Regions from separate parts of the Homo sapiens genome. Here region 1 is linked to region 2. Evidence: chromatin loops called from intact Hi-C (ENCODE). Cell type or tissue: PC-9. All regions are shown on one strand. Links, peaks and the distances in the headings refer to the core of each region. The heading gives the core; the rest is flanking DNA. Region 1 overlaps LINC02798 (long intergenic non-protein coding RNA 2798). Region 2 overlaps LINC02798 (long intergenic non-protein coding RNA 2798).

Region 1 (10,022 bases), core at 1,266-9,265, 46 kb before region 2:
CAGAAGAGAGGCAGAGGGAATTCAAAGCATAACAGAAAAGGAAAGTCCTAGAATGACAGCTCCATTTCTGGCCTAGAATGCAATCAGTCCAGACCCTCAGAAAGGGGCTTTCCAAGAGACTGTTTCCAAGAAAATAATTGAAATGTCTGTTTAGCTGATGTGATTGACCTTATTGAAAAGTGTACTTAAAGGCTGTTGAATGATTGGGGGTGTGCAGAGGAAATAGCAATAGAAGTACACAATAAGAAAAAGCATGAAGATAAATAAAAGGGGGGAACAAAAATATTCATAATAAACTAAAATTATCAGCTGTGAAAAATAGTTCCATAGGCCAAATACTGTAAACATTGAATATTGACTTAACAATAGAGCATAAGGTCAAGTGGAATATATTTTATAATACAAGGAAATAATTCAACATTAAGAAATATATTCATGCAATTTGCTATTTTATATTAATAGAGAAAATGTGTAATTATCTCCATATATGCTGGAAATATATTTGATAAAAATTTAACATCCACTTTTTATTAAGGTTACAACAAAAACTATTCAGTAAGCTAAAAATAAAAGGAAAGTTCTGTCATATTATTATAGTATCAATCAACAACAAAAACATATTTAAGGGTAAAATACAAGAGAAATTCCAATGAAAGTAAGATACAAAATGAATCATACTGTTACTGTTCAATATATTTTAAAGGGTATGAAATATTCTTGTTAATTTTTTTTTCTACTCAACATGTAAACCTTGATCCTATGATTTGGAAAATTTCCCACAAATAGAAGAACTCTGAATTGTGGAAAAACACACTTTTCCCAATTTCCCTTGCCACTTTGGCATGTGCATACGACCTGGGCTTAGCCAGTCAGATATTCAAACACAACCTTGAATTGGAAATAGTGCAATGGAGCAAGGACAGAAGAGAAGCCACTATGGCTTCCCAAGGAACAAAAAGGCAGTATTGTGGTGCTGGGAATGCCAGCTGTTGTTCAATAGCAATAGCAGTAATATGTTCACCAGATGGATTCATTTTGCATTTGGTTCTGACTGCTTAGTGTACTTGTTTTCCAAATGTGGTTCAATAGTTTTCCTTTGAACTACTTTTTATGTTTTGTCAAAATTAACCAGAGTCTGACTTATCCTATTGTTTAAAATCAAGTACTATGATCATTACATGGAAGTCCTGACAAATAAGAACTTAAATAAGATATTAGAAAGAAACCTAAATCTTCATTAATTGCAACTTATGTGATTTCCTACATAGAAAAGCCTGGAATATCAGTAGAAAAACTATTGGAATAAATGAAATAATTTAAGAAAGTGGCCAGTTATAAGATAAATTTACATCTTTTTAATTTACAGAAATAAATGACAAATACTTATTTTAAAATTCCTCTAACAAAGACAAAATAAGGGTATACTTATGAATTTGTTTAACTAAAGTTGTGAAGGAAAAGTTAAAATTTTCTAAGATCCAATAAAATGGAAAGATATTACAAGATGGAAACTATTCAACATTACAAAGATGCCAAATCTCCCCAAGTAAATCTTTAAATTTAATACAATTTCTATTTAAATTCTAAAAGAATTTTATTATAAAAATTGATTTTAAAATATCTGTAAAATGTAAATCAAGACAATAACCAGGGAATTTTTGAAGAACACTGAAGGAGAATTTGTCCTACTAGGTATCATAATATACTACATAGTTATAATAACTTCAACAGTGTGATATAAGTACAGGAAAAGGCAAATAGTCTAATGAAAGAGACTAGAGAGAAAAAGAAGGCACATATACACATAAGAATTTGGCATATAGCAAATAAAATATTTCAAAGCAGTTAAAAAGAGTTAGATTATCCATTAAGTGGCTGTTTATTTAAAAATCTATCTAGTTTGATAAATAAATTTAGATGTTTGTCTTATACATTTATCAGACAATAAATTCTAATTCATTAGAGTTCAAAGGATAAAACTACAACATTGTTCAAATGCTATAGAAGAATTTTAAAGTTATTTTTGGGATAGAAAAGCCTTCAGAGGCATAAAATTTAAGAATACAGAGGCCTGGCACAGTGGCTCACACCTGTAATCCCAGCACTTTGGGAGGCTGAGGCAGGTGGATCCCCTGAGGTCAGGAGTTCAAGAACAGTCTGGCCAACATGGTGAAACCCTGTCTCTACTAAAAATACAAAAATATCTGGGCGTGTTGGCGGGCACCTGTAATCCCAGCTGCTCGGGAGGCTGAGGCAAGAGAATTGCTTAAACCCAGGAGGCAGAGGTTGCAGACAGTGGAGATCGCACCATTGCACTCTAGCCTGGGTGACAGAGTGAGACTCAGTCTCTAAATAAATAAATACAGAAAAAGACTAAACGTTTTCATTACACAAAATTTAAAAGAAAGTTTATACATGATGAAAGATGCCACAAAGTAACAACAAAATGCAGATTAGGAGAAAATAGGTGCAATGTATCACTTATAAGGGGTTAATCAGCACAAAATATAAAACACCCACTTGAAAAAAAAATGTGGGATGGGGTGCAGTTGGAACAATACATAAATGAATTAAGGTTAGTCTTAAAAATTTGGATAATTAAGTAGTCTATTGCAATTTCATAGCTCTCTTTGCTAGGTTCCAAACACCACAAATCTAATTTTATAACTACCATAATGAGCTCCCGTGTGAACCAGAAATAAAAGGACAAATAGACCCATCAGCAAAATCACTGGCACAAAGACACCCAAAAAGTGACCTGTAAGTTCATTTGGATGATCGGGACCATAGGAGAGCCAGGTGCAGAGCAAATGCTGTGGGACTCAGTATCTTCCAGATCTTTGAGGGGATGAATTATATTTTCCATCTGTTTGTGGCTCGGCAGGACTCCGTAGCCAAGAAAAAAGAGTTCTATTGTCCTGGTGATGCTTTGAAAAGCATTTTGGAAATGCTGAGTCCTTTCTTGGAGAAACAAGTTCAACAGCATAAGTTTGGGGTAGGCCAGGGGAACGGTACTGAGGGTGAATGAGTTGGCCTCAAAAGCTCTGAGAGAATCTGGAGAAGTTTGTCGCAATGAGGGAGTCAAGAAACATGGTCAAACAAAAACACCTGCAGCAACATCTAGAACTTGTCACCGAGCTCTCTGCCATTGAGGGATCCTCTCCAGGACATCAATCAACTGGGCTGAGACAGCTCCGTTATCTGCAGGACCCAGTGCAAAATGTAAACGTGGGACCCCTTATTCAAAAAGCACAAAAAAATTTCCACTAAACGTACTAAACTATCAAGCTGTTACCTTTCTCCCACAGTCTCCACGTTGTTTTGTCATGTCTCTTTTATTTGCTATCTAATGTCATTCTAAGAAAAAAATTTTGATTATTACAAGGAATTTTACCATTCATCTTTGTATTGTGTAATACAAGATTTAGAATATAAGAGCATTTAATTTATATGTATAATTACTGAAATTATACAATTTATATTTCATAGTTCATATATGCATGTGTATTTTGCTCTTACCAAATTAAGAAGAAATTTTGCACCAAAGCAGTGGCACAGTTTTTATTTTACTTTTCGATACATGCACATTCTACCAACACTCTCTACCTTTTGCTACAGGCAAGTAAGAAAAGACTGAAAGGAAAAGGAACTATGGGCTGTCCTGTTTTTCCCTTTCCTTCTGTGTCATCATTTTTTATGTAAGTACTTGGCCAATATAAGAATGTAACTTAAGTAAGAAAGGGTGTAATAGGCTTCTTTGGGTATTCAGATGTCATGAAAGGCCACTGCTTTCTTTCTGCATTTGAAGCAAGGTTGTGTTCAAAGGAATGCACTGTCTCTAAAAGCCGTCAGTGTCCTGTTTCATCGCCCTCCTCTTACTCAGCCCCATATATAAAATGCTTACCTTTTATTTACTTTAAGTCTTACTGAATTTCCAAGCCTAGTGGTCCACTGAAATTCTGTGCATATGGCGCATTGCAAAGGCAATCTGCAAGTGGAGTGTCAAGGAAGCACAGCGTACATGTGCCCTGAATGTATCTCCTCTGCTCACGTGCATGTTCCATTATCCCATTAAACTCCGCTTAGAAAGCACAGTTTAAAGCAAAAGTTGTTAAGAATGTTCAGATAATAACAGCAGAGTTAAACCAGACTCAGCATCTTTCTGAGCATAGGGCTCTGTGTAACTGCACTGGTCAAATGCTCATCAGGCCTACTCTGATTTGCAGGATGAAGTCTGAAGACTGAAGTTTCTCCACACCCTGCATGTCAAAGTGCCTTGTACCACTTGACATATCAAGGCTGCAGCCCGGGTCCGAGAGAGCATGGCTTCTTTGTCACAGCAGCTTTTCCATATCTTAGAAGGCCTGGAGGAGCAGAGTGGTGACCACCTTCTTGATGTCTGAAATCTCTCACCTCCACTCCCCACCAGGCTGGTTCTCAAGCCACACATGAGGATAACATTGATTCCTGCCTTAGTTCTGTCTTTAGAGGGGCTTCTTGTGCCCACCTTGTTCTGTTCTCAGAAATTAGTCCTTCCTTCTATTCCTAAGACTTTCATAAACAATACAAAGTTTTTAATAGGAAAAAACAAGAAAGAGAAAAGGAAAGGATAAAAACAGTAATCTCCTGGAAGAAAAATTAATATGGTTAATAAATAAAAAATAAATAAATGGATGGATAAATAGATGATAAGTGATGTGTATCACCAGTGATAAGGGATATATAAATTAAACATCATTTGTCACTGATTTGTTAAATGTTAAAAAGATTGACAATAAACCAGCCTTTAAATTAATGCATAATTTATGATATTTGGATTCCTACATTGAAGACATGAATGTTTTTTCCTTTACTATAAAGACATTCATTTTAGAATAACAAACTTTAAACCTAAAGTCCAAGCTTTTTAGTTAGAGTCTGGAAATATAATTGACCACATTCCCGTGGTCAAATTAAAATACATCTTATTACCCAAAAAAAAAAAGAATGTAAATTCAACCCCCTGGTATGTTTCCAAACTCTCACACAATGCCATGCTGTTGAAGCATTCACAGTTGATGCTTTGCAAAATTAAAATTGTGTATTTCATCAGCGAAATTCTTTTGTTTTTATTGCTTTCAATTTTGTTTTGTTTTTGCTCTTAAGCATAAGCATGACTGGAAAGCACTAGTTACCATCTCGAGGAGTTTTCCAGGTACAGAAGTAGCAAAAGGGGATCAACCATTGAAGTCAAGTTGATATTTATTGGCTATAATTTTTTAAAAGACATATCTTACCACATTGAAGGCATGTTTTACTATAGCAAAAGCACTATCTAAAAAATATATGACAAACTAACAAAAATAACAAAAGTCTGAAAGTTTGCTGAGTAGAACCAAGACATCATATGAAAGAATTTTAAAAATTGGGATCTTGGAGAAAATGGCAGACAATACTAATAAACTAAACTCATCTGCTCCATTGAGCATTAGTAGTAATGATTTTTTTAATGAATAAAATCCTATATATTTGGTTTTTGACAAACCCTTTACAATTCAGATTCATGTAACATGACAAGAGAACACTTCTTTCCAACTTATTAGAATGCATTTTTTCTGTATTTTTTAAAGGAAATCATTCTGATATAACCTTTAATTTTACTATCCACCAATTTTCAGAGACCTGATTTTAGGAACAAATGTATCTGACATTGGCAATAGTTTAGAGAAAGGAATGCCTTCATATTTCATATTCTTTTTTTTTTTTTAAGTTTCACCATGAGGGTTTCGAATTCCTGACCTTCAGTGATCCACCCACTTCAGCCTCCCAAAATGCTGGGATTACAGGCATGAGCCACCACCACACCTAGCCAGGAATGCATTCATATTCTATTAGCATAAGTTCACATTGTTTTGACTTTTGTTAGAGGACAAAATGGAAAAAACTATCAAAATATAAAATATGCCAAATCTCTGACCCAGCAATCCACATCTATTGTTTAAAAATTGTTACAGTATATATTCATCCATTTTCATGCTGCTGATAAAGACATACCCGAGACTAGGAAGAACAAGAGGTTTAATGGACTTAACAGTTCTACAGGAGTGGGAAGTTCTCACAATCATGGCAGAAGGCAAGAAAGAGCAAGTCAACATCTTACATGGGTGGTGGCAGGCAAAGAGAGAGCTTGTGCAGAGAAACTCCTGTTTTTAAAACCATCATATCTCGTGAGACTCATTCATTATCACGAGAACAGTTCAGGAAAGACCCACCCCCATAATTCAATCACCTACCACCAGGTTCCTCCCATGACAGGTGGGAATTGTAGGAGTTACGATTTAAGATGGGATTTGGGTGGGGACACAGCCAAACCATGTCACACTAGTTTACAGAGGTTTATACAACGTTTATTGCAGTATCACATAACAGTTGACATCACAAACTCTGATGCCTGATTATCTTTGCATAATTCCAGTACCAGTTTAATAATTCTGTAAATTAGGGCACATTATTTAAACTCTCTGCTTCAGTTTCCTCATTGGGAACATATGGGAATAACAACCATTCCTAACTCATGAACGTATTGAGATTAGATGAGATTAGACTATTAGAGCTGTGCCTGACCCATAGTAAGTTCTTAGTAAATATCATCTGGCTTGTTTTTAGAGAATTAGTTACATGAATGACTGTATTATAACTACAGAATTCTAGGCAGTCTTTAAAAAGAGAAGTCCATTGCTACGTATGCTATAAAAGAATATCCACTATAACTTGCTGAATAAAGAAAAAATATGACATGCATATGAGCATTTTGCATATAAATTGTGTGTGTGTGTGTGTGTGTGTGTGTGTGTGTCTAGAAAAATTTCTAAGTAGCTAAAACCATATCTGTCAGTGCCACTTCCACAGTTGCACTGGAAATAGAGATAGAGTAGCCAAAGGCAGTCAATTTTATTATAAAGTACTGTATGGTTTGAATTTTTATAAAATTTAAATAAAGCAATGTTGTTTCATTGTAACACTGAAGAAAAATAAATAAATAGATTTCCAGCTGGGAAAAAAAAAAAAATTTAAATAAAGCCAATAAAATAAGATAAAAAATCTTTTCCAGCATACCCTGACCAATCCTGTCTGTCTTATCCTATGTAATACTAAAGCCTATCTGATATTCATTTGAAATCTCTTTCATTACCTCTCTTTCTTGACTGATGCTATAGATGCAGGCATCAGCACTTCCAAATAATGTAAAATGGTACATCGTATTATTACACAAGTATTGCTCTTGTCCCCACTTCTTGGTCTGAAATATTTCTCTTAGTTTCAGCTGAGTATAAATAAATAAAATGCTATACCTATTCCAGCCCAACCACCATGAACATTTCATGAAAAAACAAATGAACAAACAAAAACTAACCAAATGGTCAGCCAAGAAACATGGATTTAATTCTGGTCCTGTAAATAGAAAAAAGCAATGCTTTCCATCCTGACGTAGCCAAGACACATGACAAACAATGGAGGCCACGGTGAAGAAAAATTGCAATTACAGATTTAAGTTTATTCTCACTCTGTCATGATACTTTGCTTATGATTATTGCTACATATTGTAAAAGTGCAAGTACTGGTGTAAGAAAATAACAATGACTACCTTTCAAATGTGCATACTACCTTTCGGATGATTGAAAAAATAAGGTAAAAAACAGATATCATATCTTCAGATGAAAATATTGACAGATTACATTTATTTATTCAGTCATTTATTCAGCAAGTACTTATTGGGCACCAATGATATTCCAGGTACCATTCTAGGTTCAGGGGACAAAGTAATGCACTGAAGAAAGGTCCTACCCTGATGGAAGGGACAGAATGACAACAAATGGAAATATAATGTCTCTCAAACTGATAAAAACCCATACACACATTTAATCTTCGCAAGCTCATAAGTTTGGTGCTCTCATCATTGTCATTTTTCTGATTTTACAAGTGGAAAAAATAAGGAATAGAAAGGTTGTCACTTACATATAAGCAGTAATATAAATAGTTTGTGATAGAAATAATATTCAAACCCCAGAATTTGATGCCAGATCCTGAGGTCTTGATATTCCTGTTCAAAATCACATCACAAGGTTGTTCAGGGGACTAAATGAGATAATTTATGTTGAACCATTTTTTAAATTGTATTTTAAAAAAATATTGACATCATCATCACCATCAGCTATGGTATTTTTGTCTGGGCAAATTGCAAACTCCAAGGTTGGCATTGGAAAACAGCATCGGCTGTGCTAAATTTTTCTTAGGAATTTAGTGAAAGTCCTTTGGTATAAAACAGCCAAGAAAGCCTGTGTGTGATTCAAAGGTCCAAAAAATTCACTACATCATACAGAGGAGGTACAGAGAGACATACGTGTTCAGGGGCTGCAGTGAGGCCCAAAAACTTAGCATGGAGATTATTTGAGAGCACAGCAAGAATAATTCCACCTGATGCCATACCTTGTAGAAAGCTGCTTTTTAAAATGTTAATATAATAACAGTAAAACTAAATATCTTCATACCTCTATAAAGATGACCAAGAGAAATCTCTCTAAAAGAAAGAACTAGAAACTGAGCTATAATCTAGCTGTAAAATCACACCTCCCACATACAAATTATTTATTTCTCAGATACTGCAGCTTCTCTCACCATGGAGTCAAAGTGTAAATATCAATGAAGAATAGCCTTAACATTCAACATACATGTATTGTGAAACCTGAAGGATAATTATTATGAAAGATGGTAATTATCAAATTGAGAATGGAAGATGGAAAAGATGCTAAACTGGGCCAACTGAGTTAATAATTAAAAGGTTATTTTTATACAGCAATGATATACTTACCACAGGAAAAACAAACAGTGGATGATAATTGTCTTAGTGAGGGTTTTATCAGAGAAGCAGATCCACTATAAGTGATACAGAGTAAGGGATTTATTTCAAATTTAGAACGTATGCAACTGTGGCAGTGGTCAGACTGTCTATATAATGCCTCACTTGGCCTGAAATTAGCAGAGTTAGTGGTTGAAAACAACATTTCCTCCAGGAATCTCTTTCTGAGGTCCAGAACGTATTAGGTCTCTATAAAATTAGGACTTGTGTTTGTCTGCATCAGCAGAGAAAATGGAAATAATAATGGCTTTTAAAACTCAGGTTACTTCTCTTACATAAAGAGGTTCAGAGGTAGGAAGACCAACTTTCCATTGTCAATAGGATCCAAAACCCTCTTTCTACACCATCCTGGCACATGATTTTCATACTCAGATTTACCTCAGGTCACTATGTGGCTGCTAGAGATCTTGGCATCATGGTCATGCTAGAGGTCACAAAAAAATAGGATAGAAGAGAAAAATGGTGGTGGTCGTAGTGGGCTTGATCTCTAATTTGTGTCAGGTCTCATTAATCAGTTTTCATGGATGTCCCACACATCACATCTTCTTGCATCTCATAGATCAGAATATCATCACCTAGCTGCAAGGAAAGAAGATAAATTTAGTCCTTATTCCAGGTAGCAATGTGCCTAATAATAATAATAATAATAATAATAATGATTTAAGAATCATTATTTATGGATTCAAGTAATAAAGATGAAAATGTGAACATATTAAATATTAAATTAACTACTAAAGACTTACTTTGTATTTTTTAGACAAAAATACATCCAAATGCAAATTCTATTTTTTTTCTTGCACTCTAAACAACATTCTAGAACATCCCCTGAAATACATACAAATCACTTTGGAAGCCACTGATTTAGAGAATGGAAAAACGTTATTTGAAAGTGACAGATGATGACTAATAGTTCACATGTGTTGATTCCCAAGAGATGCATTATTTCATCCAGCATTTATTAATATAGATTATTTGGAACATTAATATTTAAAATATTATAATGCATATATAATAAACATGCATTGAATTTCTATATTTATTAGATACGATTCAAAAGATTTCAAAGAAAGATATTAAAGTTACTCATGTATAGAGTTAAATATGTCGCTGAATGATTCATGTCATA
Region 2 (10,022 bases), core at 1,122-9,121:
GAGGATATGGTGGATCCCTGCACCATTCTCCCTCAGACCCAGGGTTTTTTTTTTTTTTTTTTTTTTTTACCATAGGGAAAGGGTAACGTGCTTCAAAAGGAATTTGTAAGACAATTGAAGTAATTTGCTCAAGGACAGAATTTGTGGTAAGTCAGTCAACACATCTGAGTAGCATTCAAGATGGAGTTGCTTTACCTCCACACAAACTTAGAGTAATGAGAAAAATAAAAAAGCCAGCAGATAAATTCCTGTCCTGTCTTTCTATCTCACACTTTCCTGAGTAGCAGGGGTTACCTTACGACCTGCGTGGAATACGTCCTTAGTGTTAGTGAGGAAGCAAAAGGTGCTTTGTTCTAAAGCTGTGGATTCCTGGACGATGTACTACATTTTCTCCTCCCCTGAATCACTTCTTTTTCCCTCACTGTTGCTACCCTAACATTGCTTTTTCAAGAAAGTATTAGGACTTAAGCTTTGACCCAGGCTATATGTTTTTAGGGAACTTTAAAACATTCACTTTAGGCATATGTAATCTTAAACACATAAGAAATCTAAAATATGAGAATAATTAAAAGACTTTCAGTATAATTCCCCCGAATATCCATAGTTTTCACTCCTTAACAACAATACCCCAAATTAAAAATATATATATGGCAAAAGTCTCCTTAATGCCAGTCAATTAATCTAGTTCAGAAGAAAGCTTTATTTTTCTCATAGCTCTGTACCATATAATATAAAATGCTAATAATTTAATTTTTTATTTTATTTGTATTTTTTTTTGAAACGGCATCTCGCTCTGTCGCCCAGGCTGGAGTGCAGTGGCACGATCTCCGCTCACTGCAAGCTCCGCCTCCCAGGTTCGCGCCATTCTCCTGCCTCAGCCTCCAGTGTAGCTGGGAGTACAAGGCATCCACCACCGCGCGCGGCTAATTTTTTTTTTTTTTTTTGTATTTTTAGTAGGGACTGGGTTTCACCGTGTTAGCCAGGATGGTCTCGATCTGACCTCGTGATCCGCCCGCCTCAGCCTCCCAAAGTGCTGGGATTACAGGCGTGAGCCACCGCACCCGGCCAAAATGCTAATAATTAAAAAACAAAAACAAAAACAAACAAACGAAAAAAAACCTTAGTGAGGACTGGTGAAAAATAAAATAAGTCAATATTTTAAAAGAAATACAGGAAACATTTTATTTAGTTTACTATGGAGAAAAGATCCTATAAACAATAATGATAAACGTTAACAGAAACAAATCCATTGACTGTTTTTTAAAACAAATTTTACTGAGGTGTAATATTCATATAAGAAAATGTACTCATTTTTAAAAATGTACCCACTTTACAGTTTAATGAGTCCTGACAAATACGTATATCCATGTAACCACCATCACAATCAAGATTTAGAATATTTGCATCACCCCAAAGAGTTCCCTTGTGACCTTTTGCAGTAACATTTTCCTACCCTTACACCCAGGCAACTGCTGGCCTCATCAGCTTTCACTTCCTGTCACTACACAGTTTTGTCCATTCTAAAATTTCATGTAAATACAATCATCACACACACGTTATGTATGTATGACATGTTATGTACATGTGTACATGTTGTGTATATATCTGCTCTTTCTCTCAGCACGTTTTTGAGACTCATCCATAGAGTTGTGTGTATGATTTTGTCCTTCCTATTGCTAATATACTATTGTATTCAGGTACCACATGTTGATGCACATTTGCATTACTTCTCATTTTTGGCTCTTACCAATGAAGCTGCTATGAACATTCATGTGCAAGCTTTTCTGTAGATATATATTTTTACTTATTTTGGGCAAATATGTAGTAGTGGAATTGCTGTATCATAAGGTAAGTGTACGTTTACTTTTATAAGAAACTGCCACATTATTTTCTAAAGTAGTTGTACCCACAAGCAATGTGCAAGAGTTCCAGTTGTTCCACGTCTTTCCCAACATGACATTGTTAGTTTTTATAGCTATATGTATTTATATGGCTAGTTTTATCTCCTGGTAGTCTTATTTTGTATTTTCTTTCTGAATAATGATGTTGAGCATCTTTTCATATGCTATTGGCCATCTTGTATCTTTTTTGCGAAGTGTCTGTTCAAATCTTTTATCCTTTTTTTTTAATTGCTGTGTTTGTCTTTTTATTCACTTTTAAGCAATAGAAAGCTGGCAGAATCTACTGGGCATCTTGTAATCTGTAAATATGCCAGGAAATTTTAGTTAAATTTATGAAATAAACTGTTGGCAATAATTTATTACCTCATTTTCTGCTTCAATCTTCCTTTTTCAGGAAACTTCATCTATTTTAGCTTTCTATCCATCCTTGGAACAGGCCCAGACTTTCTCCTCACTTCACATTGCTCTTACAATTAGCTGTGCTTAGAATTCTTCCTCCCTATCCCCTGGCTCCTTCTCATTTTTCTAGTCTCAGCTCCAATGTCATATCCTCAAACGTACCTTCCCTGACCACCAAAACTAAAATAAGGACTTTTATACCGTTTCTTATCATGGCACTCTGTTCCATCACTTCTCACAATCTGCAGTAATATATTTTTATTTGCTTATTTGTGTGTTGTTTTGTTCCCCCACCAACTTGTGCTGCATGAGAGCAGAGATTATATTCAACCTGTTTTCCAAGGAATCTCCAGCACATTGCACAGTGCAAGGTTCACAATGAGTGTTGAATAGATATTTGTCATTGAATGAATTAATATCTTAATTCTCTATGAGTTATTAAATTGAAGGGTGAATAGGTTTAGAACAATCATTCCCTATAGTTCTTTTGTAGTTTTTCACAACTATGAGTAATTCACAAATGCAGATAACCTTGTAATTCCTTCTTACTTTCTTGTTCATCAGGAGATTCTTGTAGTAGAAGAGGCTTCATAAGCCTTCCTAGATAAATGTATGCAAAAATGGATATTCCAAGGAGCCATACAGATTTGTCCTTGACTTTTTTGGAACTCCATATCAATGTTGAAACTTTTTAGAAGTTTACAACTTTGGGAACTACCCTAGAGGGATTTTTGGAATAACAAGGTTAGCCTACGTGTACTGGGCTATTACCGGGCTCATTGGGAGACTAGGCAGATTCCATAAGGAAGAAAGCATGCCCAGGAGAAGACAATGAGGAGTGGTGGGTAGCCTGGTGAGCACCAACACAAGTGTTGTCATGCAGAAATGCAGGATCAATTTTTCCTAATCTTTGAATGTGAGAATGAATAAATGAATAAAGATCTTGGTTTACACTTAGTAATCATATAAATACTGGCAACTTATTTAATCTGTATGTATCTTAGTTTCTTTTTCTTTAATGTGTCATTAGTAATATTTAATTTATAAGCTGTTTTCTGGATTAAAGAAAATGCTGGTAGAATGCCTGATATATATTAGAAGCTTTATCTTGTTGTTTGTTACATTTCAAAATTCTTCAGCTTATATGCGTTAGAAAACAAGCATTTTCTAAACATACTGTATTCCATTCTCTATTCAAAGTACATACTTAACAAATACTCACTGCTAGCAATAAAAGCTTAATGTGGTGGCAAAAAAATAAGGAGCAATTATATAACCTAGAGGCTGCAGCAACAAATAAAAGAAAAATCTAAGAGAAAGAAAGAAGGAAACAAAGAAACAAAGGAGGAGAAGGAAGGAGGGAAGGAAGGAAGGAAGGAAGGAGAAAGAAGGAAAGAAAAAAGGAGGAAGGAAGGAAGGAAAGAAGGAAGGAAGGAGGGAAGGAAGGAAGGAAAGAAGGAAGGAAGGAAGAAAAGAAAGAAAGAGAAAGAAAGAAAGAAAGAAAAAGAAAGAAAGAAAAAAGAAAGAAAGAAAGAGAAAGAAAGAAAGGAAGAAAGAAAGAAAGGAAGGAAGGAAGAAAGGAAGGAAAAGAAAGAAAGAGAGAGAGTCCGGGCATGGTGGCTCATGCCTGTAATCCCAGTACTTTGGGAGGCCGAGGCGGGTGGATCATGAGGTCAGGAGTTCAAGACCAGCTTGTCTAAGATGGTGAAACTCCTTCTCTACTTAAAAACTACAAAAATTAGCCAGGCATTGTGGCAGGCACCTGTAATCCCAGCTACTCGGGAGTCTGAGGCAGGAGAATTGCTTGAACCCGGGAAGCAGAGGTTGCAGACAGCCGAGACTGCGCCACTGCACTCCAGCCTGAGTGACAGAGAGAGACTCTGAAAAAAAAAAAAGAAAGAAGGAAAGAAGGAAGGAAGGGAGGGAGGAAGGAAGGAAGGAAAGGAAGGAAAGGGAGGAAAGGAAGGAAGGAAGGAAAAGAAAAGAAAAGAAGAAAAGAAAAGAAGAGAAGAAAAGAAAGGGAGAGGAAGGAAGGGAGGGAAGGAAGAAAGGAAGGAAGGAAAGAGGAAGAAAATGAGACATATAATAATTCAAAGAAAAAATACTTTTGTGACACAGTCAATAGAGCAGATATTCACACACACTTAAAAAATAATTATTTTAAGATATTAAACATTCTCCAAAGAATAACAAGGTTATATAATTCGTGCTTGATAAAAAACGAAGACTGGCCCTCTCCCTCTCCCTCCCCATCCCCCTCCCCCTCTCCCTCTCCCTCTCGCTCTCGCTCTCCGTCTCCCTCTTTCTACGGTCTCCCTCTCTTGCGGAGCCTGGACTGTACTGACATGATCTCGGCTGGCTGCAACCTCCCTGCCTCGGGCTCCGGTGATTCTCCTGCCTCGGCCTGCCGAGTGCCTGGGATCCCCTGGAGCAATACTACTGATATATTTCTATAGGATGCCTTGTTAAGTGCTTACTGCTTTTAGAAAAGGTACCTGAGCTGATGCCCAAGATTACATTAAGAGTGGAAAGGTATTAATGCCCCTTAAAAACATTTTTTACAGCCTAGCAGGAAGAAAAATCACTTTACTCCCATATTACGCTTTATGTATTGCTATTGTCATTGCTAATTACAGTATCCCAATAAAACATTTGTTTATGAACTCCCTTCAGTTTAGTTTCATCTGTTAGTAAGATTTATTTTCCTCTTGCAGTAAAATTTCTTTCTTCACATTAAAATTTTATATAATTTGATTAGATAAAGGATATGGATGGATAATCAAAATAAATAATGGCAGAGAGACTGGTCAAGTTAATGCCTTATTTGCTTTATTTTATTCTGTTTTGACATAAAAAATCAAGCTCTTTTTTCTTTCTAAAATTAAGAAAAGCTTAAGAGGTCTAAATCTAGTTTAGCCAGACACATCCACTTATATCTTTAACAATTTTGAATGTGTTTTGACAGATATTTCTTCTTTCTTCACCATGTAGATTATAATTTACAGTTTCGTTTCACAGCAGTTAAATATTACAGTCATTTTCAAGGAGTGAAAAAATTATCATAAACTAGCTACCTTTACACTGTCATACATGAATCATTTAGAAAATTTAAGGAATTTATCCAACTGCATTTCTCATAAAACACGCCTAGAAAATTGATTTAGCTAAGTAAAACAAAAGAAAAATAATTAAATAAAGCATGCTATGAAATACCATTGTGACTAGGCAATTTGAGGAAAACTTATTAAATCAAATTTTGTTTAAACACAACTTCTTATTTATGTATTTATTTATTTATAGACAGGGTCTCACTGTGTCACCCACACGGGAGTGTAGTGACGCAATCATGGCTCACTGCAGCCTCATGCCCCTGGGCTCAAGCAATCCTCCCACCTTAGCTTCCAGAATAGCTGAGACTACAGGCACCATCACGCCCGGCTACAAATGCATCTTCTTACATAACATTTTCCAGCATTCTACATATATAATCTGAATTAAAGACAAAGTAGATTATTCACATAGAAGCAAAAAAAAAATGCTGTAGTCTGTTAACAGTTGATTATCAATGCTTGCAAATCATTAAAAAGCTGTATTTCATTTTCTCATTAAGATTTAGAATTATTGTCCGAAATATGACTGGTTAGTATTTTTAAAAGGTAAAATCAAATAACTACTTTAATGTTACATTGTAGTTATTGAAATAGCATAACCTGTGTTTTTTTTATATTATCAAATGTATTTTGTCGTATTTTCAAAGACAGAGGAGGAAGTGGGGGTGTGGAGGGTGAGGTGGAAGAAGGAAGACGGAGGAGAGGAAGAACAGAAAATAGAAAAGTGACTGGCGATTTCATATAAATTTTTAAGTTGTATTATAGAACTTTTTAAATTGCTCAGCCTTCTGTCTTACAATGAATATAATCATAACTGTAGCAGAATGATAGCTCTGTAATTCATACACAAGACAGGGATGCCATACTTCACCTAATCCAAATTGTTTTGAAAGACCAGATCTTGCAGTGATTTGCAAATGCGGAAAATACAATTTTGCTGTTGGCCTTTCCCTTTGCTATACTCTTCAATAGCTAAACTTCTGGTTGGCACTCAAAAATAAAAAAAATGCATATATACTGAATGCAAATAAGAGTGCCTTTGAATTTGGAACAAAGAAATAGTCCTAACGTTGTGACTGACTACTCAATTTTGGCCTTTATTCTCAAGTAAGCATTTGAGACACTTTGCAATCTCAACATATTAATAAATAGGTTGAAGCAACATATTTTAAAATAGTTTGACATTTCTAACTATCTGAGTTGTAGCTTTAGGCTTTAGCACAAATTACTTAAAACATTGAAGTGATCTCTGCTTGTTTTCTAATACACTGTCCAGAGTGATTGTTTAAAACTATACATCTTATTTTACTTCTCAATTTAAATTATCTAATAATTTTCCAAGGCAGGATCTCAGCTCACTGCAGCGTCTGCCCCCTGGGCTCAAGCAATCCTCCTACCTCACCCTCCAATTAGCAGGAACCACAGGCACGCAGCACCACGCCCAGCTAATTATTGTATTTTTTGTGGAGATGGGGTTTTGCCATATTGGCCAGGCTGGTCTTGAACCCCTGAGCTCAAGCAATCTGCCCATATTGGCCTCCCAAAGTACTAGGATTATAGGTGTGAGCCACAGTGCACAGCACAAATTTCTTATCATTATCTTAACGGAGCCTGCAAGAAAGCTCCAGGTGCATTGTTCTCTCTTGTCCCCTTATGCCAGCCACAGTGACCATCTTCCAGTTCTTCTAAAGTTCCAGGATAACTTGGGCTTCAGCATCTTGGAATTCTCTGCTCTTTGCAGATGTGTCTCCACCCCCTTTCTAGCTAACTCCTTATTCACCTGTTAGCCCAAACTTCACTCCCTTAGGGAAGGATACTCTGGACACCCAGATTAAATCAATTCCTTCTGTCACATACTCAATGAGGTCCCCATATTTTCTGTCATACCATTTACCATAGCTTAACTTGAGTGAGGACAGATTAATTACCAGTTACACATCACACTGTAAGATTCATGAGTATAGGCATGATATCAGTATTATTCACCATTTTACCCTCACAACCTAGCACTGTACTTAGGATATAGTAAGTGCTCAAGAAATATTTTTGACTGAATGAATAGATACATTGTATGGTAGAGATTTTTCTTTTTATATACTGGTGAAAATGAACTATAATCACAAATAAAAATAACTTTCATTGTTCCATAATTTATATACATGATTTCAGATATTTCCAAGAGTTGTATCTGGTCACAATGGACATGAGATTAATTTTTCTGAAAATGCTGGCATCATGTGCCCTTTCTATGCTCCTTCTTCTCCACCGTACTTAGAATTTTAAAGTAATATTAGAAATTACAGATGAGAAAATGTGATAAGTGGCTTACTTTGAATTCCCTGACAAGCAAATCCTGAAAAAGGAATTCAAGAGAAAATAGTTCCATGGGAGATGACTCCAGGAAACACTAATAGCAGAGTGAGAAAGTGAAACAGGAAATGGAGACAACTTTAATAACACAACAGCAACAACTTAACTCAATGACAAGAGTGTATCATTAAGCAAGTTACCACTTGGGGTTTTGGGAGCCAAGTAGAAAATATACCTCAGCCTTGTCCTGACTGCAGGGCAAGGGAGCTGGGTATTTTTAAATCCTGTTGAGTGCTGCTCCTGAAGGGTGAAAATTTCCTCATACTTCCAGCCTGCTGCTGGCAACAGCAGAGTGGCCTCAGGCTGCCAGAGAAAACACTCAGACAAAGACACATAAATGCTGTCCTTGGAAGTCTACTGGTGTGGACTGCAATACTAAGAGCTTAGGTGACATGGGCAAAGCGCAGAGTCGGCTACAGTAGGCTTTATAAATAGTTCTCAGTACACTGCACTAAATTCTGATCATCCCAAAGACTGAAGTACTCTATAATCTTGTTTTAATTATGATATTTCTGAATAAAGTGTTTAATTGTTGGTAGTGCCTTTTGAAACAATAATATAAATAATAAAATTATAATAGAAGTAGGCTGCTATAATTATAGCAATGAGCGGCATTGCTAAATTTATACAGAAACGGTAGCCCCTAAAAATATTTTGTGAAAGGAATTACAACACTATTTTAAGGGTGGCTCTAAAACATTAATTATAAAAATCTTCCCAGGTATATATGAATACAATTTTTAAAATAATTTGGCCAGGAGTGAGCCACTTCTCTTGTTCTATTTTCTTTTTCATCTCACATGTTAGAATTGACCAAACTTGGTCTCCAAGAGAAGGCAAACAAAACAAAACAAAATGAACATATTGGTCCTAAGGAGATAAAATGATCTGAAGTAGAAGAACATCAGAATAAAGACCCTGGTCATCTTGTGGTGTTTTCATGTAAATGTGATGGATATTTTATAGAACTTGGAATTATTGTACTGGAGTTCTCTTAAGCACTTTACATGACACCATTAACTTTCCACACAAAAATAAACTGCCATAAGGGATTGATTTAATGCTTATGAATGAGGATTTCAATCCCTTTATAAAAGTAAAATAATATATAAAATTTATGTGGTAATTTTCAACAAATAGAATATTTTACATATACTTATTTTTCTCACAATATCTTTAGATAATATTGCTTCCATCTCTAAAGGATTTGGAAACAAGACTATAATGTCAAAAGAAAGTCTGTTAAAAAGAATGTAAGAATCTCTAAATTTAAAGATGCACTTCCACAACGGAAATAAGTGCTGTAAACAACAACTGTTATTGCAGTGCTTTCACATTCATTGCGCAACTAATTCTCAAAACATTCCATTTTAAAGGTAGGAAACTATGTCTAATATCAAACATCTAGTTATGGCCTCTCCCTCATTCAAAAGAAAGAAAAACCCATTAGATAGGAGTTACCTCGATTTCCCACAAATAAATCCAGTAATCTTGTCTCCTTCTACAGTCCTCTTCTCCTTCTTCAAAGTAAAATAAAGAAACTAAGCCTCTTCCTGTGGAAGGTCAGTGTCTTCACTGGTACTTCAAATCAGCTTCTCTTTCGTCTTCTCAGAAGCCTGACATTATCAATTACCCTTATTCCTTGCCCCAACCACATCAGCTTTTAAATATTCCCATGGCTTCTCAATATTTCATTTCAAGCAGAATAAAACAAACACAAACAAAAACTACAAAAAATAAAAACCCAAAACAGAAAACCTCACCCCTTAAATTCTTCTACCCCTACCTCTTCACAGCCAAATTTCTTGAACCAGTGGCCAATATTGAGTCTCCATTTCATCCCCACCCATTTCCTTCTCTATCCCCATTCTCTCCCCTGTTAAGTTTGTAACCCAACAAATTTTTCAACCTCATTTTAATTAATATCTTTATAACTTTTTTTTTTTTTTTTTTGGAAACAGAGTTTTGCCCAGGCTGGAATGCAGTGGCATGGACTTGGCTCACTGCAACCTCCACCTCCCAGGTTCAAGCTATGCTCCTGCCTCAGATTCCCGAGTAGCTGGGATTACAGGCATGTAACACCACGCCCAGCTAATTTTTGTATTTTTGTTAGAGACGGGGTTTCACCATGTTGGACAGGCTGGTCTCAAACTCCTGACCTCATGATCCACCCGCCTCAGCCACCCAAAGTGCTGGGATTACAGGCATGAGCCACCGTGCCCGGCTCCTTGTAACTTTTGTA

Evidence for each region. Hi-C counts contacts between places; a loop is a spot of excess contacts. Peaks named below come from ENCODE experiments on the same cell type or tissue, not always from the same donor. Only the 100,000 strongest peaks of a DNase experiment are listed, where the experiment ranks them.
Region 1: it touches region 2 in a loop (4-fold over the local background); 7 of 110 quality-filtered maps call a loop at or near these places.

The regions. Positions count from the first base shown.
Region 1 is chr1:121,459,472-121,469,493 of GRCh38, reverse strand. LINC02798 (long intergenic non-protein coding RNA 2798) reads right to left here. Exons shown (of 2, transcript XM_047438024.1): 2 at 6,365-9,475. Among named protein-coding and RNA genes, the nearest start is that of SRGAP2-AS1, 67 kb to the right of the region's middle. In PC-9, for the core only: no CTCF peak of the experiment used is centred there; no DNase peak of the experiment used is centred there.
Region 2 is chr1:121,413,121-121,423,142 of GRCh38, reverse strand. All of the region lies in intron 1 of LINC02798 (long intergenic non-protein coding RNA 2798), which reads right to left. Among named protein-coding and RNA genes, the nearest start is that of SRGAP2-AS1, 20 kb to the right of the region's middle. RefSeq lists an enhancer at 2,855-3,356. In PC-9, for the core only: no CTCF peak of the experiment used is centred there; DNase peaks (open chromatin) are centred at 5,402 and 5,682; H3K27ac peaks cover 1,322 bases.